Regions from separate parts of the Homo sapiens genome. Here region 2 is linked to region 1. A link is an interaction called in ENCODE POLR2A ChIA-PET data of the cell type or tissue named here. Cell type or tissue: PC-9. All regions are shown on one strand.

The links. Peaks named below come from ENCODE experiments on the same cell type or tissue, not always from the same donor. Only the 100,000 strongest peaks of a DNase experiment are listed, where the experiment ranks them.
Region 2: POLR2A ChIA-PET joins it to region 1 with 8 read pairs; 1 of 35 experiments calls an interaction of 5 or more read pairs at or near these places.

The regions. Positions count from the first base shown.
Region 1 is chr7:135,287,807-135,295,806 of GRCh38, reverse strand. The region is part of intron 3 of LOC107984123 (a long non-coding RNA gene); the gene reads left to right. It also overlaps the pseudogene SLC23A4P. Among named protein-coding and RNA genes, the nearest start is that of STRA8, 58 kb to the right of the region's middle. In PC-9, no CTCF peak of the experiment used is centred here; a DNase peak (open chromatin) is centred at 3,746; H3K27ac peaks cover 906 bases.
Region 2 is chr7:135,438,794-135,446,793 of GRCh38, reverse strand. The region is part of intron 1 of CNOT4 (CCR4-NOT transcription complex subunit 4); the gene reads left to right. It also overlaps the pseudogene SDHDP2. Among named protein-coding and RNA genes, the nearest start is that of CNOT4, 67 kb to the left of the region's middle. In PC-9, no CTCF peak of the experiment used is centred here; a DNase peak (open chromatin) is centred at 4,813.

The sequences.
Region 1 (8,000 bases):
TTGTTTGTGTCCTCTCTTATTTCCTTGAGTAGTGGTTTGTAGTTCTCCTTGAAGTGGTCCTTCATAAGTTGTATTCTTAGGTATTTTATTCTCTTTGTAGCAATTGTGAATGGAAATTCATTTATGATTAGGCTCTCTGCTTATCTATCGTTGGTGTATAGGAATGATTGTGATTTTTGCACATTGATTTTGTATGCTGAGACTTTACTGAAGTTGCTTGTCAGCTTAAGGAGTTTTGGGGCTGAGACAATGGGGTTTTCTAAATATAGAATCATGTCATCTGCAAATAGAGACAATTTGACTTCCTCTCTTCCTATATGAATACACTTTATTTCTTTCTCTTGCCTGATTGCCCTGGCCAGAACTTCCAATACTGTGTTGAATAGGAGTGGTGGGAGAAGGCATCCTTGTCTTGTGCCAGTTTTCAAAGGGAATGCTTCCAGCTTTTGCCCATTCAGTATGATATTGGCTATGGATTTAATAGCTCTTATTATTTTGAGATATGTTCCATCAATAACTAGTTTATTGAGAGTTTTTAACATGAACCAAATCTACCTGTTTTCTTGTGGACCAGAGACCCTGTATTTTGCCTTTTCCAGAGGATAAACACCTAGTCTTCTGCCAAGAAGGGAGGACTGTCACCTGGCTGGTGCTTAAAGAGGACTTTGAACTTGTTTTAGCTTCACATATATCCCACTTTAAGAATCAATTCCTTGGAATGTGTGTTTTTCAGAATATTGCCATCTACCTATTGCTAGCATAAGATTCTGCTTCTCCACGGCTGTTTAATCAGTTACCAATCTATATCTGCTTTTCAACTTCCAAAATTTTACTGTGATTGTCTCCTGCTCCATTCTCTTAATCCTTGTGATTTATGCTTCTAAAATACATTTTAATGTCAGTTTATTGGATTTTTAAGAGGGAGTGAGAGTGCAATCTGACATTTTTATCCAGAAGTCAATGTTTTTCTTAGTTTACAAGGAATTCAATGCATGTAAAGAACATTAAAACTTTGTCCTTATTGTCATAAACATTTTTAGTGTCTCTTTCATTTTAATTAAGATATTTTTCTATGCCAAAGATTTTATGTTTCTATGGTAAAATTTATCACTTCTGCTCTTTCAAACTTAATCTAATTTTAGGCTTAGAAATTCTTCCTACATCTAATAAATAATAAATATTGCCTTATTAAAAAGTACTGTGTAGCTAATAAATAAGATAAAATCATCTTATTAAAAAGTATTGTGTTACTAAGATTTTTAAAATTTAAGCATTGAATTCACCTGGAATTTATTTAGGTATATGTTGTAAAGTTAGGTTTTAAATTTATTTTTTTCTCCCTAACAGCCAATTTCCTCCACATCATTTGTTGATTAAATTCATTCCTCATTGCGAATCATGATTTTATTCATCACATATTAAGTTCTTTTATACCCTGGGATTTATCTTTTTCTGGGCTGCTATTTTTTCCATTAATCTCTTTGTTATGTCTTCAATTAATACTGCACTGTTTTAAAATTAATAACTTTGTAGTGGACTTCATCTGGTTGGGTATGATTTTCCTCATTATCCTTTCCTTTAAAATTTTTCTAAATTATTTTCATTTTCTATTCTTCTACATTAATTTGAAATGAATTTTATTAGATAAAACAATCTCATTGGGATTTTGATTGAAATTGTATTACAATTATAAATTAACGTGATAATTGGCACCTTCATAATACTGAATTTTTCTTTCATAGAACATGGTATATGTCTCATTTATTCAAGTTACCATTTTGTCTTCTATTTGAATTTTGTAAAAAAAATTATCCTAAGTTAATCTAGAATGCAGCTGTATCCTCATTAATATTTTATAAGCATACCCAATAGTTTTCATTTGCTTCTTACAGAAAATTCTTCCCCTAAGTCTTCAGAGCAGGGAAACCTTTCCCTTCTTGTTGCAGGATTTTATACGGCCCTGAATCCTGCAGGGTTTTCCATTTATTTATCATTTAACCAGGAGGGATCTATCTAGTCAACGGTGCCTAACATGCAAGGTGACTAGAATGTCCTTCATCCCCCAGCCATCTGGCTGATGCCCTATTCCAACTGCTGGTATTTCAGTCTATGCTAAAGAGTCATTAAAAAAAAAAAAAAAGAGTCATTTGCAGTTCCTCTTTGGGCAGTGTGATTTTGTAAAGACCACTCACTTCCTTCATCATGAACAGTTTTGACCACTTTTATCCTCTCCACTCATTTATATTTCTTGTTAAGTGATTAAAAAATTCAGAGTTCTGGAATTCTCCTCGTTTCTTGTCTTACAAGCCAAGACTGTCATCTCTGAAAGAATGTAGCCTGGTGTGGACCCTGGACCACCTGCCTTAGCATCATCTGAAGTGCTAGTTAGAAACACACCTTTTCAACTAATCACAACCAGCTATATATTTCTTTGTTCCTTCTCTGCTCCCACTGCTTCACTTGACTACAAAATAAATGCAAAAAACAAAAACACAGCTTTTGGCTAGCTGTGGTGGCTCGTGCCTATAATTCTAGTACTTTGGGAGGCCAAGGTGGGAGGATCACTTGAGCCCAGGAGTTCAAGACCAGCCTGAGCAACATAGTGAGATCCCACCTCTACAAAAATAAAAGTAAAAAAAAAAAAAACAAACAAACCTGGGCATGGTGTTTTGCACCTGTAGTCCCAGCTAGTTGGGGGGCTGAGGCAGGAGGATTGCTTGAGCTCAGAAGGTCGAGGCTGTAGTGAGCTATATGAAGTACAGCAAGGCTGTACTTCAGCTTGGGTGACAGAATGCAATCCTATCTCCAAAACAAAACAAAAACAAAAACCAAACCAAAGATGCATTTTTCTGGGTGCTCTTCCAGACCTACTAAAAGGTCAGAACCTCTCAGGGTTCTGGACATTTTAACAGAATCCCCAGATGATTCTTATGCACATTAATATTAGGGAATCAAGAGAGGCAATGATAGAGTGGGAAGGTGGGGAGTCAGATGATGGCCTACTGTTTTTCACAGCGATGTAGCCATGGACTTCGATGGATAATTGATAAGGTCACCTGGCAAGTTCTGGTTTAGAGGGTAAAGCATGTGGCAGATAATCAAGAATATTTTCCTCAATCAATCTCATCAATGAGATAATTAGTAGCAATTATGCCTGAACCTTGGTTTTTGCCTAAGAGTGCAGCTGTAAATTTTCATGCATTCCCCACGTGTTCTAATGAAATCTGGAGGAAGCATATCTGACATAATTAGTCACTCTCCAAGTTACCCTGAGAGCACCCCATCTCCTTCAGTTAATGCAACCCCCTGCTGTCCTTTATCAGGCCTTGGTGACCTCCTTGAGGCCTGCAGATCCAACCAGGGCAGTTGAATAGGCTTCACTCTGTGTCCTCCCAGAGGCCCTCCAGATCTAAGTGGGCTTATTTGCAGTTGATATCCTCATACCTCATTCCTGTAGAGTGGGGAGAAACAAGGGGAAACTGTTGCTGATAAAGTGGTGAAGAGGAAAATCTCAGGTCGACTCCATGATTCACTTTAAATGAGGTGGGGCAGCAGCCTGAACACAGGGGCCCAGCCCAATACCTCATCTGTTCCCCCTTCCTGTAAGATAATAACAGTACGGGTGATGCATGAATGAGCAACGTATGACTTACAAAACATGTAATGCTCACTACACCATTTGAGGCAGGTTTGATTATTCAGCTTATGGTACAGAGGAAGAAACTCAGGCGTAGACAGATTAAGTGACTCACCTGTTTCCCATTCCATCGTGTTTGCTAAGTGTCTCAGTCTGCTCAAAAGACAATAGACTGGGTAGCTGAAACAACAGAAATGTTATTACAGTTCTGGCGGGTGGAAGTCTGAGATCAGGGTGCCCGCATGGTCGGGCTCTGGTGAGGGCCCGCTATTGGCTTGCAGACAGCCACCTTCTGTGCTGTGTCCTTACATGGCAGGGGTGGGGAGGGGAAAAGAGTTTCTTCTTATAAGGGCACTGATCCCATCACGAGGGCGTCACCATCCTGACCTCATGTAAACTTAAATAGCTCCCAAAGGCCCCACTTCCAAATAACATCCTACTGGGGGTTAAGGCTTCAACATAAGAATTTTGGGGGGATACAGACATTTGGTCCATAGCATTAAGTGACTTATACTTCCCCCAGAGGTGAGCAGTTTTGGTGTATTTGAAAATGGAGGCAATGTTAGTATCGTATTCTGGGAGCAACCCAGGGCATCTGTCTTCTAGGAGAAGATTCCTTGTAGGTCAGGGAATCCCTGGATCTTTGTAACCGGAAGGCTTTGAATGCTGTCAGTTCCCTGTAGGCACGACCTCCACCCTTGATGCTGTAGCATTAGTGAGTCCTGAAACCGAGGTACTTGCAGCCTTTATCCTCATGCCACATGATTTCCTGCCACGCGTGGACACTGGGACTCCCCCATAGTTCTTGCATTCAAGGAGATGAGAGTCTTAAAAGGGGAATTAGAGAAGTGAATAAATAATTAAAACCAGCATGGTCATATTATTACATTCTAAGTGATGTGGTAGCAGGAGAAAGGGGTAGTTAACTTTCTTAGGAAGCCAGCAAGGCTGTGGCACTTGACAAATGATAACCAGCTGGAGGTGGAAGTCAGGGTTGGGAGGAGTCACTGAGAGCAGAGGCAGTCATGCTCACATTTATGGAATACCTGTTATGTTTCTGGCATGATGGATACTATGAGGGGCAAAGTCAGACATGGTCCCTTTGACATCTCAGGCCTGAAGCAGGATATTCTAAAGCAGGATATTTCCCTGACCCCTTCGCGGGACTCACAGCAGCGGTGCCTCAGTTACTCAGCCCACTGCTTTCAACTCCTCATGGGAGGAAGCATGCGAGCAAATGAGATGGGAACTGGAGTAATGAGTGGTGGAACCAGCTGGCTGCTTCAGTACCGGCAGGAACAAACTCCATGTGGGCCCCGCAGCAACATCTAGGTGGAGGTGCCTGTGACCCCCAAAGTCCCAGAGGGCATGGTACAGTGCTCTTTTAGCTGTGCCATCCACAGACAGCTTAAGTGTTAACAGCTCAGTGGACCCTCTGCCTTTTTGTGTGAGGCAGCTGCCCTCCACCTGTGAGGACAAAGGGTCGGTGTGACAGCCTTTTGTATCCACACTTGTGGCTCCTGAGCTCTTGTCCAGCTTCCAGGAAAAATGAGGTCGCACGAATGCATTGAAGGATAGTAAATGCAGGGGATTTTATTGCTGATGAAAATGGCTGCCAGCGGGAAGGGGAGCTGAAAAGGGGACTGGGGGTGGGGGTAGGTAATCTTCCCCTGAAGTCCAGCTGTCTCTGGCTGGATTCTTCTCTGAAGTTATGCCATCAGTTTGTCCCTCTGAAGTCAAGCCGTTTCTCTCCAACATCCAGCCACAGTCTCCGCTCCTCTCCGACTGAGTCTGGGGTTTTTATAGGCACAGGATGGGGTGGGGTGGGGCCATGGGTAGTTTAGGAAAAGGCAACATTCAAGCAGGAAAACGGGATAGAAGTTCTCACGTTGGGCCGCAGTTCCAGGTTTTTGGCTTGAGGGTGGGGTTTTCACCAGGGACCTGCCCTTTTCTGCCTAGAATTTCTCTGCCTCCTGTCCCCATCAGTTCCTTATCTCCATCATCCTAAACTGGGACAGTCTTTTCTGTTACATGATTGCAAAGCACTGTATAACTTCCTTTTACAGCACTTAATCAGAGTTTGTTATTAGTTATTGTTATTGTCCTTCCTCACTAGACAGGAAACCTCTGTCACAGGGATCGTGTCTGACTTTGCTCCTATACCTGAAATGTAGGGCACACCTCCCAGACAGCAGACAGATTCATAATTTTAAAATAAAAAATATACACACACGTATACACATTTATACACATATACATAGTGGCACCGTTGTGTTCCAACCCCATGTGCACAATGTAATGTTCTCCATTCTCTTGTGGAGACTTGTGGGTCTAGATTTGTGACTCTAGACCAGCTGTTCTCATGGATGGCTGTACATTAGATGTACCTGAGGAGCTTTAGGCAATCCCCATGCTGGGTCCATAACCAGACAAGCCCACGGACTTGCCTGGTCAATGCCCAGGCATCACTCATCCTAATGTTCACCAGGCCACAAAGTCCATTTCAGCAGCAAAACTCTTTCATAAACTATATTTTCTTCACATAAAATGTGCTCTTTCTCAAGAATCATCCTTTATGCTTTCTTCATGAAGCACTGATTCAAAAATACCCTTGTAGTATTCAGAAAAAGTACCTGGACTAGGTGGGCCACAGTGACAAATGCAGTCAAGATGCCACGGTCCCTCTGTCCCACCTTCCTACCCCCAAATTCTAATGTCCAAAGCTGGCAGGCTCGGGAAGCCTTGAGAGCCTCTGACCCTCTAGTAAGAGGGGTGGCTGGAGGTTGACTTACCAGGTTGCCTTGACCTCAGTGGGAAGGCAGGGAGGGCAGGCACTGCTAGATGTTCTCACAGAGGCCAAAGTGAGAAGCCCAGCAGGAGTGAGGAGGGCTGGGCTGGGAACATGCCCTGACGAAGGACATATCTTATTGTCCTGCGATAAGAAGGAGCCTGAAGGTCTTGGATTGCTCTTGGTTTCTGAAGACACAAAAGAATCTGACAATCCAGATTTTAAGCTGTGTAGCTCTTGATAGTGGGGTAATCGATTGCTGGGCATTGCACGTGTGGGAGCTCCGCTGTGGGCCTGGGACCTGGGAAGGGTTCTCTGGGGCTGAGGTAGAGAACGGCACCCACTAGGTATGTTCACTGAGCTCCATGCCATCCCCAGATTCTTTCTCAGGGCCTGACTCCTTCCTCCTGGGTTTGGATCTCCAGGCCCAGGTGTGGGTCTGGGTGCCTCCCTGCCTCCCTCTCCTCCCTGTCCAAAGTTTGATAGGGCTCATAGGTCTGCCTTGAACCTTGATAGGATCTCTCTGCAACTGAGAACAGAGGGGTCATGGTTTGCTTCTAAATTGGACTAGGCCGGGCACAGTGGCTCACACCTGTAATCCCAGCACTTTGGGAGGCCAAGACGGGTGGATCACCTGAGGTCAGGAGTTCGAGACTAGCCTGGCCAACATGGTGAAACCCCATCTCTACTAAAAATACAAAAAATAGCTGAGCCTGGTAGTGAGCGCCTGTAATCCCAGCTACTCAGTAGGCTGAGGCACGAGAATCGCTTGAACCCAGGAGGCGGAGGTGGCAGTGAGCTGAGACTGTGCCATTGGACTCCAGCCTGGGCAACAAGAGAAAAACTCCATCTAAAAAAAATAAACACATAATAAATAAATAAATAAATTGGACTAGGACTTGGGATTGAAGGCCCTCCTTGGGGCCACTGACAGGCCAGTGCTAGAGGACCTCATGGGTAACTGCATCCTTTCCCTCCCTCCAGGCTGCCCATTCCCCAGGGAGGTACGTTTGCTTTTGTGGTAATTTCTCTGGCCATGCTCTCCCTTCCCTCCTGGAATTGCCCTGAGTGGACACTCAGTGCCAGCCAGGTGAACACCAACTTTCCAGAATTCACTGAGAAATGGCAGAAGAGGATCCAAGAGGTAACAGAGCAAGGGGGATGGCTGGGAGCAGGAGAGGTGTCTGCAACAGGGACTCTGAGTGCATTCATTCATTCAACATTCATTATCCAACTTCCTGCCAGGCAAGATCCTGGACTTTAAGATACTGCGGTAGATGAGACAGAGAAGGATTCTGCCCTCACAGAGCTAACGTTCTAGTGGACATGTGTGGTAAGGTAGGGTGGAGAGAGAAAGACGCTAATAAGCAAATGGAAAAGGCAAATTTCAGTGAGTTATAAGTGCAATGAAGAAAATAAAACAGAATGATGAGCAAGAGAGGGACTGAGCTGCTCAATGGAAAGGATGGAGAGTGAAAATGGGTGTTCTTGGAAACACTCCTGCGTATATTAAGGAGGAAGAGCTCAAGCATTCCTCCAGCCAGTCCCAGGAAGTAGGGCAGTGAGTAGTACTCC
Region 2 (8,000 bases), 150 kb before region 1:
TTATGGAAACTTTTAAGATGCTATACAATACCAAAGTGTGCATGTGTGTGTGTGTCTGTGTGTGTGTGTGTCTGTGTGTGTATTTCATATCTATAAATAGCTTTCAATTATGTATAATTACAGTGTATATATAACTTTGGTTGTATAGTATATACTTAGGAGTATTATTTCTGTGTAACTGTATTCAGTGGACTTGCACTAGCTACATATTTAAGTTATTAAAAATTCATCTATTAGATTGGCAAAAAATTAAAGGGTTAATTAAATATAGTAATCATTTCAAAATTTTATAAAAGTACTGTTATGTACTATAGTTAAGTGTATACAGCATATTTTTCTTTTTTTGACTTTTTTATTGTGGCAAAATATATGTAACATATTTACCATTTTAACCATTTTCAAATGTACAGTTCAGTGGCATTAAGTACATTCACATTGTTATTTAACTATCACCACTGTCTGTTTCCAGAAATTTTTTCAGCATCTCAAACAGAAACTCTGTTAAATTAAGTAATAACTCCCCATTCTTCTCCCCCAGCCCCCTAGTAACCTTTATTCCACTTTCTGTATCTTTGAATTTGTCTATTCTAGATACCTCATAAAAGTGAGATCAGGCTGGTCATGGTGGCTCATGCCTGTAATCCCAGCACTTTGGGAGCCTGAGGTGGGAGGATCACTTGAGCCCGGAGTTCAAGACCAGCCTTTGCAACACAGGGAGACCCCATCTATATAGATATTTAAAAAATTAGCTGGGTGTGGTGGTGCACACCTGTGGTTCCAGCTACTCAGGTGGCTGAGGTGGGAGGATTTGCTTTATAAAGCCCAGCATTTTGAGGCTGCAGTGAGCTATGATCCCACCACTCACTGCACTGTAGCCTGGGTGAGAGAGTGAGACTGTGTCTCAAAAACAAGAAACCAAAAGTGAAAACATAAAATATTTGTCCTCTTGTTACTGGCTTATTTCACTTAAAGCATAGTGTTTTCAGGGTTCATTCATGTTGTAGCATGTATCAGAATTTGATTCCTTTTGTGACTGAATATAGTCTTTTTTTATTATTATACAACATTTTATTTAAAAAAATTATTTTCATAGAATACATTTTCACATTAGAGATTCCCATTGTGCGAAAATAACAATTTATTACTTATAGTTTTATATTTGTGGACAGATTGTTTTAGAACAAGTAGAACACATTTGAGAAATAAATCTAAGTTTACAATTGGTAATATTTTGATACGTCTACAAGGGGAAACTTGCCCTTAAATGGAACTTCTCTATATTCAGAAGCACTCCAAGCATTTCTCCCTAGGATTTAGAAATTTATAATGTGAGATATCAGCACTTCCTAATTTTAAAATTTCCCTGGTATATGTAACCATCAGTAGGTGGTATCTACTGACTAGAGAGGGAAGTTTTCGAAAATTAATCACTGTCTAATTTTCTACAAAGTTTTTATTCATGAATTAAGAGTATTTCCCTTTGTCCATTATTCCCAGGGCAAATATGGAAGTTTGATCATATACTAATAGTAATAAAGCTGGATTCTCTTTAAGAGATTGATAAATTAAAAGGCAAAAGCTCATATATCATGTTTAGCTATACTGTGAGTCTTATAAGAAGCTGGGAGGCAACCCCATTAACTCACCAGAATACAGAACTCAGTCTCACAATTTCTTAGATATAGTTCCTCTCAAACCTTTTCCTCAAAGATTAAATTCTGAAAATAACCTTGTGATTAAGAGAAGAAGGCTGTCCACCAACAGACTTATCTGTTATTTCTTCCTTATTGTGAGCTTAATGGCATGACAAGCAGAGGCAAAGAGGCTTACATCAGTTCTTCAAAGTATGAAGTCAAAAAGGTCAGAGCTTCCACAGCATGGCAACAGCTTTGCAGATGCCCACATCGTGATAGTTGAAATAGCAAAGCCCAGCAAAGGTTAAAGCTGAAAGTGCCAAAAGCCCTGCCTTGGCAGCTTTCTGCGAGGCATCCCCATGAACATAGTCAGTAACAACTTGTCCAAGGCCCCAGTGACCATGAAGAGTGAGGGTCGCAGCCAGGGAATAGCCCATCGCAGAGCAAGGATTCAAACAAGCAGCCGGAAGCAGACCCAGGAGCAAAACACTGAAAACCTTCTTGCTAGTCCAGTGGAGAGATGCAGCCTTGGAACCAGAATGGTGGCTCGGTGACAAGTGTATGTGCTGTACTCCACATCATTCTGGGATAGGTCGGTCCTGAAGAAATGCTGAGATATAAGCAGGTCTGACCACTGGCGTTCACAGCAACAGAGCTCGACCTCCTTGGGCACTGCAAAGGGCACTCAGCCTCCAGAGAACCGCCATCTCGTTCCTGAGGATGACTGAATATATTCTAATATTCCATGGTATGGATATACCACATTTTGTGTATGCCTCCATTGATGGACACTTGGATTACTTTCCATTTTTTGGCTATTGTCAAAAATACTGTTAGGAACACTGGTGCACAAGTATCTGTTCAAGTCCTTTCAGTTCTTTGAATATACACCTAGGAGTGAAATTGCTGGGTCATACACTAATTCTAAGTTTAATAACCACCAAACTATTTTCTGTAGTGTCTGTACTACCTTACATTCTCGTGTATTATTATTATTATTATTATTATTATTATTTTTTGAAACAGGGTTTCACTGTCTCCCCCAGGCTGGAGTGCAGCAGTGCCACATCACGGCTCACTGCAGCCTCTCCCTCCTGGCTCAGGTGATCCTCCTACCTCGGCCTCCTGAGTAGCTAAGACTACAGGTGTGCACTACCACACCCGGCTCATTTTTGTAGAGATGGGGTTTCATCATGTTGCCCAGGCTGGTCTCGAACCCCTGGGCTCAAACGATTTGCCTGCCTCAGCCTCCCAAAGTGCTAGGACTGTGAGTGTGAGCCATTGTGTCCAGCCTCTCATGTATTCTTACACATATGTTTTGAACAGGACCCTAAACACAAAACCATGTATACAGCAACACTTTATAAGTGATAAGACACTTTCAAACATAATTTTGACTGTATGATTTTTATTTTGTGTACTTACTACATGGTATGTGAGATTTTTGGTGATGCAGGAGCATTATTACACATGTCACAGTTACTAGTTACAGTTGATGTAGAGAACAAGAACTCAAGTAATAAGGTAAAAATTTGCCATAGAGTTTAACTTTTTAAAAAGTAATGTCGTTTTATTCTTTGGGCATTTGCACTCCACTTCCAAGTATACATAGCTCCAACATCAGTAATCGTGACTTCTGTCTTACCATGTTGGAAAGGGCGTGAGTTTTGAAGTTGGGTCCTGTTTTTGAATTGTATCTTTAACACTCTAGCTTCAGTTTCATATTTTATAAAGGATATAGTGTGTTCTTACCAAGTCACTGTGAGGATTGGATCATGTATATGAAAAGGCTTTTTTTTTTTTTTGTGACAGGATCTTGCCCTGTTGCCCAGGCTGGAGTGCAGTGGTGTGATCTAGGCTCACTGAAACCTCTGCTTCCTGGACTCCAGCAATCTTCCCACCCCAGCCTCCCAAGTAGCTGGGACTACAGGCATGTGCCACCAACCCAGCTAATTTTTTTTTTTTTTTTTTGGTAGAGATAGGGTTTCGCCATGGTGCCCAGGCAGGTCTTGAACTTTTGGCCTCAAGAGATCCATCTGCCTTGGCCTCCAAAAGTGCTGGGGTTACAGGTGTGAGCCAGCGTGCCTGCAGAATTGTTGTTGAGACAGGGTTTCACTCTATCACCCAGGCTAGAGTACAGTGGCGTGAACATGGCTCACTACAGCCGCGACCTCCTTTGGTCAAGCAATCCTCCTGCCTCAGTCTCCCAAGTAGCTGGAACCACAGGCACACAACACCATACTTGGCTAATTTTAAAAATTTTTCATAGAGACAAGGTCTCCTTGTGTTGCCCAGGCTGGTCTTGAACTCCTGGCCTCAAGTAGTCCTGCTGCCTTGGCCACCCAAGGTGCTGGGATTACAGGTGTAAGCCACTGTTTATGGCTAAAAATGAATATTTTTTTTCCCTGCCAAATTAATTCTAAGGACTCCTGCACCCCACTCAGGAAATCATTGGCTTTTCTTGCCCTTTTCATTTAAAAAGATATTTCTATGTCTTGTAACATTTTAAATCTTATTATTTGAATGCATTGTTTTATTTTATTTTACTTATTTATTTTTGAAACGAAGTTTTTGCTCTTGTTGCCCAGGCTGCAGTGCAGTGGCACAATCTCGGCTCACTGCAACCTCCGCCTCCTGTGTTCAAGCAATTCTCCTTTTTCAGCCTCCCAAATAGCTGGGATTACAGGCATGCACCAACACGCTCGGCTAATTTTTTTGTATTTTTAGTAGAGACGGGGTTTCACCATGTTGGCCAGGCTGGTCTCGAACTCCTGACCTCAGGTGATCCGCCCGCCTTGGCCTCCCAAAGTGCTGGGATTTACAGGCATGAGCCACCGCGCCGCCCTGTTTAGTTTTAATTTTAATATTAGTTGTCTGGCTTATTAAGTAAAATTATTCTCTAAATGAAAATTTGGGCAAGGGTATTTTGGAGAGTCGATTTCAAAGCTTATTTTAAAAGCTTAGTTCAGAGGGGTACTATAATACATTTAGGAAATTGCTCTGTACTTGAAATTCCCTAAAAGTTTGTGTTTCTTCATTGTTCAGATGAGTACATCAAATTCTTTTGGATTTCTTATCCAAGATCATATAGTTACTTTGTGAAAGAGGTGAGTCAGTCAACTCTTTGACCTTGTATTGCAGTGTTCTACCACATCAGACTACCCTCCTCCTACCTTTTACCATTTATGAGATTACTTTTGGCAGCTGGCTTCTGTGGCTTCTCTCCATGGTGCTAGAGGTGCACAAATGTACTTACTTTTGTATTAACTATCTAAAGGATTTCTTTCTCCTTTGTCCCTTTTTTGTTCCTCTAAACCTCCCCCTAAACTGAAAGATACATACTCTTGTAAACTTTTTTAAAATTAAAAAACAGAAACAATCAAAAAGCAAAACATCAGTATATCATTTTTTATTTATGGTAATTTACCTTCTAGAAAGCTTTTCTATTCATAAGCCCCAATGTATTGCTTCCTTCCCAACATTCCATAAATTATTTCACTAAAACTCTAATAACCTGTAGTTAAAGAAATGATATCTTAGAATCAAAGGTATTAGAAGTGTAGATAGCACCATTTGATTATTTCAGTTTACTTTTCTGTTATTGGAACCGATATTTGAGTCTGTGTTTTCTACAGGTACAGTTTTGGGATGTTTAAAGTTGGGGGACCTATTAGAAGTCAGCTTTAAACTCCTAACTGTATATATGCTGAAAACTGATAGTGGCAAATCTGGGCATTTCTTTTTTTTTTTTTTAATTTTATTTTGAAATAATTATAGATTCACAAGAAGACACTATTTCGTTGTATTTTTCTTCTAATTATTAGCAAAAGTGAGAAGTAATTTAATTTTTCTAAAGGAAATGAAAACAATTTTCCTCTTTTTTTAAAGGGCCATTTGAATTGTGAAAAAATACATTTTTTTTTGCAGCATTTAGATAATATGGATTTTTCTTTAAAAAATTAGTAGTCTCCTACCTCCGTTTTGTCTTTTGTGAAATAACAACATTTTGGTGTCTAAACGTCCATGTGTTTATTTTCTTAGCGAAACAAATATATATGCATACAGGGTTTATATGTTTTAATGAAAGTAATTGTATGTTCATACTTGCTGTTCTTTAAAAAGTATAACTAGAATAGACATTCTGATCAACATACCTTATGTTATATCATATTTACTTAATGATTGTCCTATTAATGGACAGATGGACAGTATACTGTTTGCAGTTTTCTACTCTTTTTTTTTTTTTTGAGACGGAGTCTCTCTCTGTCACCAGGCTGGAGTGCAATGATCTCGGCTCGCTGCCACCTCCGCCTCCTGGGTTCAAGCAGTTCTCTTGCTTCAGCCTCCCAAGTAGCTGGGAATACAGGCATGTGCCACCACGCCCAGCTAATTTTTGTATTTTTAGTAGAGACGGGATTTCACCATGTTGGCCAGGATGTCTTGCTCTCTTGACCTCGTGATTCACCTGCCTCGGCCTCTCCAAGTGCTGGGATTATAGGCGTGAGCCACTGCACCCGGCCTGCAGTTTTCTACTCTTATATTGCTGTAGAACATAGCCAAACACTTGGCTATGTTGGTGTCACTATTTATGTAGAATAGGTTCTTAGTTAGGAGGTGGTATAAGGGAGTTGTTAAGAGCACAGCTTATCTAGGGCTAAAACTTCCTAGAAGGAATCCAGGCTATACTAATAAGTGTGTAACTTAAGGCAAAATAATGTGTTCCCATTTCCTCTTTTGAAAGAGGCGCTAGATCATTGATCCTCTCTACTTCTCTACTTTGGGTGAAAACTAACTTCTTTGACAGGCTGATGGGGTAAAAAAAAAAAAAAAGTTACCTGGCTGTTAACTAAAGATTGATCATTTTTTCATGTATTTTAATCACTTGTAATTCTTCTGTGAACTGCTTATCATTTTCTTGTCTCTTTTTTTTTTTTTTTTAACTTGTCTGTGTCTTACTGCTTTGTAGGATTTCTTTATATATTCTGGACATTAGCTTTTCATTATATGTAGCAAATGTATCTTTTACTCTGATGCTTACTTTTAATTTTATTTATGTTTTCTTCTTTCCATGTTGCTAAGTTGATTGTCTCCTTTTATGGCTTCTGAATTTTTGTTTTGCTTATGAAGACCTTCTATATCCCAAGATTTTTAAAAAAATCTGTTTTTTTTTTCTTTAACACTTCAATAATTTATTGATCACTAGATCATTTGGGATTTTTTAAAATTGCAGTATTAGATTATATACTATTTTTTATTCAAATGGATAGCCCAGTGTCCCATCACTGTTTATAAAATGGTCCAGCCTTCCCATCTTTAGTTATACATTTTAGCAAATATTAAAACCTCATAAATTCATGAGTCTGTTTCTAGATTTTTCTGATTTTGAGACAGGGTCTCTGTCACCCATGCTGGAGTGTGGTGGCACAGTTATAGCTCACTGCAGCCTTGAACTCCTGGGCTCAAGCGATGCTCCTGCTTCAAGCCTCCCAAGTAGCTGGGACTACAGTGTGCGCCACCATGCCCAGCTAATTTTAAAATTTGTTATAGACATGAGGGCTTTGCTATGTTGTGCTGGTCTTGAACTCCTGGCTGGAGCTGAACTCCTGCCCTCAAGCAGTCCTCCTGCCTTGGCCTCTCAAAGTGCTGGGATTACAGTCATGAGCTGCTGTACCCAGCTATATCTAGATTCTTTAGTTTCTTTGCTCTTTTGTCTAATTTTATACTAATAGGAAATTATTTAAATTACTGTAGCTTTATAGTATAATTTAGTATGTGACAGGGCAAATTCCCACTTTTTTCCCCAGAAGCTTCAAAATGATTCTCATGCATTTATTCTTGTATGTAACCTTTAGGATCAGTTTGTCCAATTATGTAAAAAATTACCACCGTGATTTTGGTGGGGATTACTATAGAATTATAGATTAGTTTGCAGGCTATCAGATTTTAACTTAAAGTAGTGATTTCAAGCTAACCTTTTAATCTAACAGTGGCTTTAGCCTAAGATATTACCTAAAAATTTAAAACTCCCTATAATCTAAAAAGTTATATTATTTAACTTTTCAAAAAGTGTTTGTGATATGAAGGTCTATTTCTTCCCTTCTTTCTTCCTGTTTATTATAGGCTTTTTGTAGTATTACCATAGGAATACTTTTGTTTAATACGTGTTTCTCAGAAGTTTTCATTAGCATGTTATTACATAATTAGTTGTATTGTTAAGGTCTATGGTTCTATGGCATCCGAGTTTTTCTGAGTTTTAGCCTATGTTTCTCTGTGTCAAGAGTTTGATGTTAACATGTAACTATAGATGATTGAAGTATCTTGTTTTCATTCGATTTGTTTTATAAATTGTGACAAACTTTAGAATAG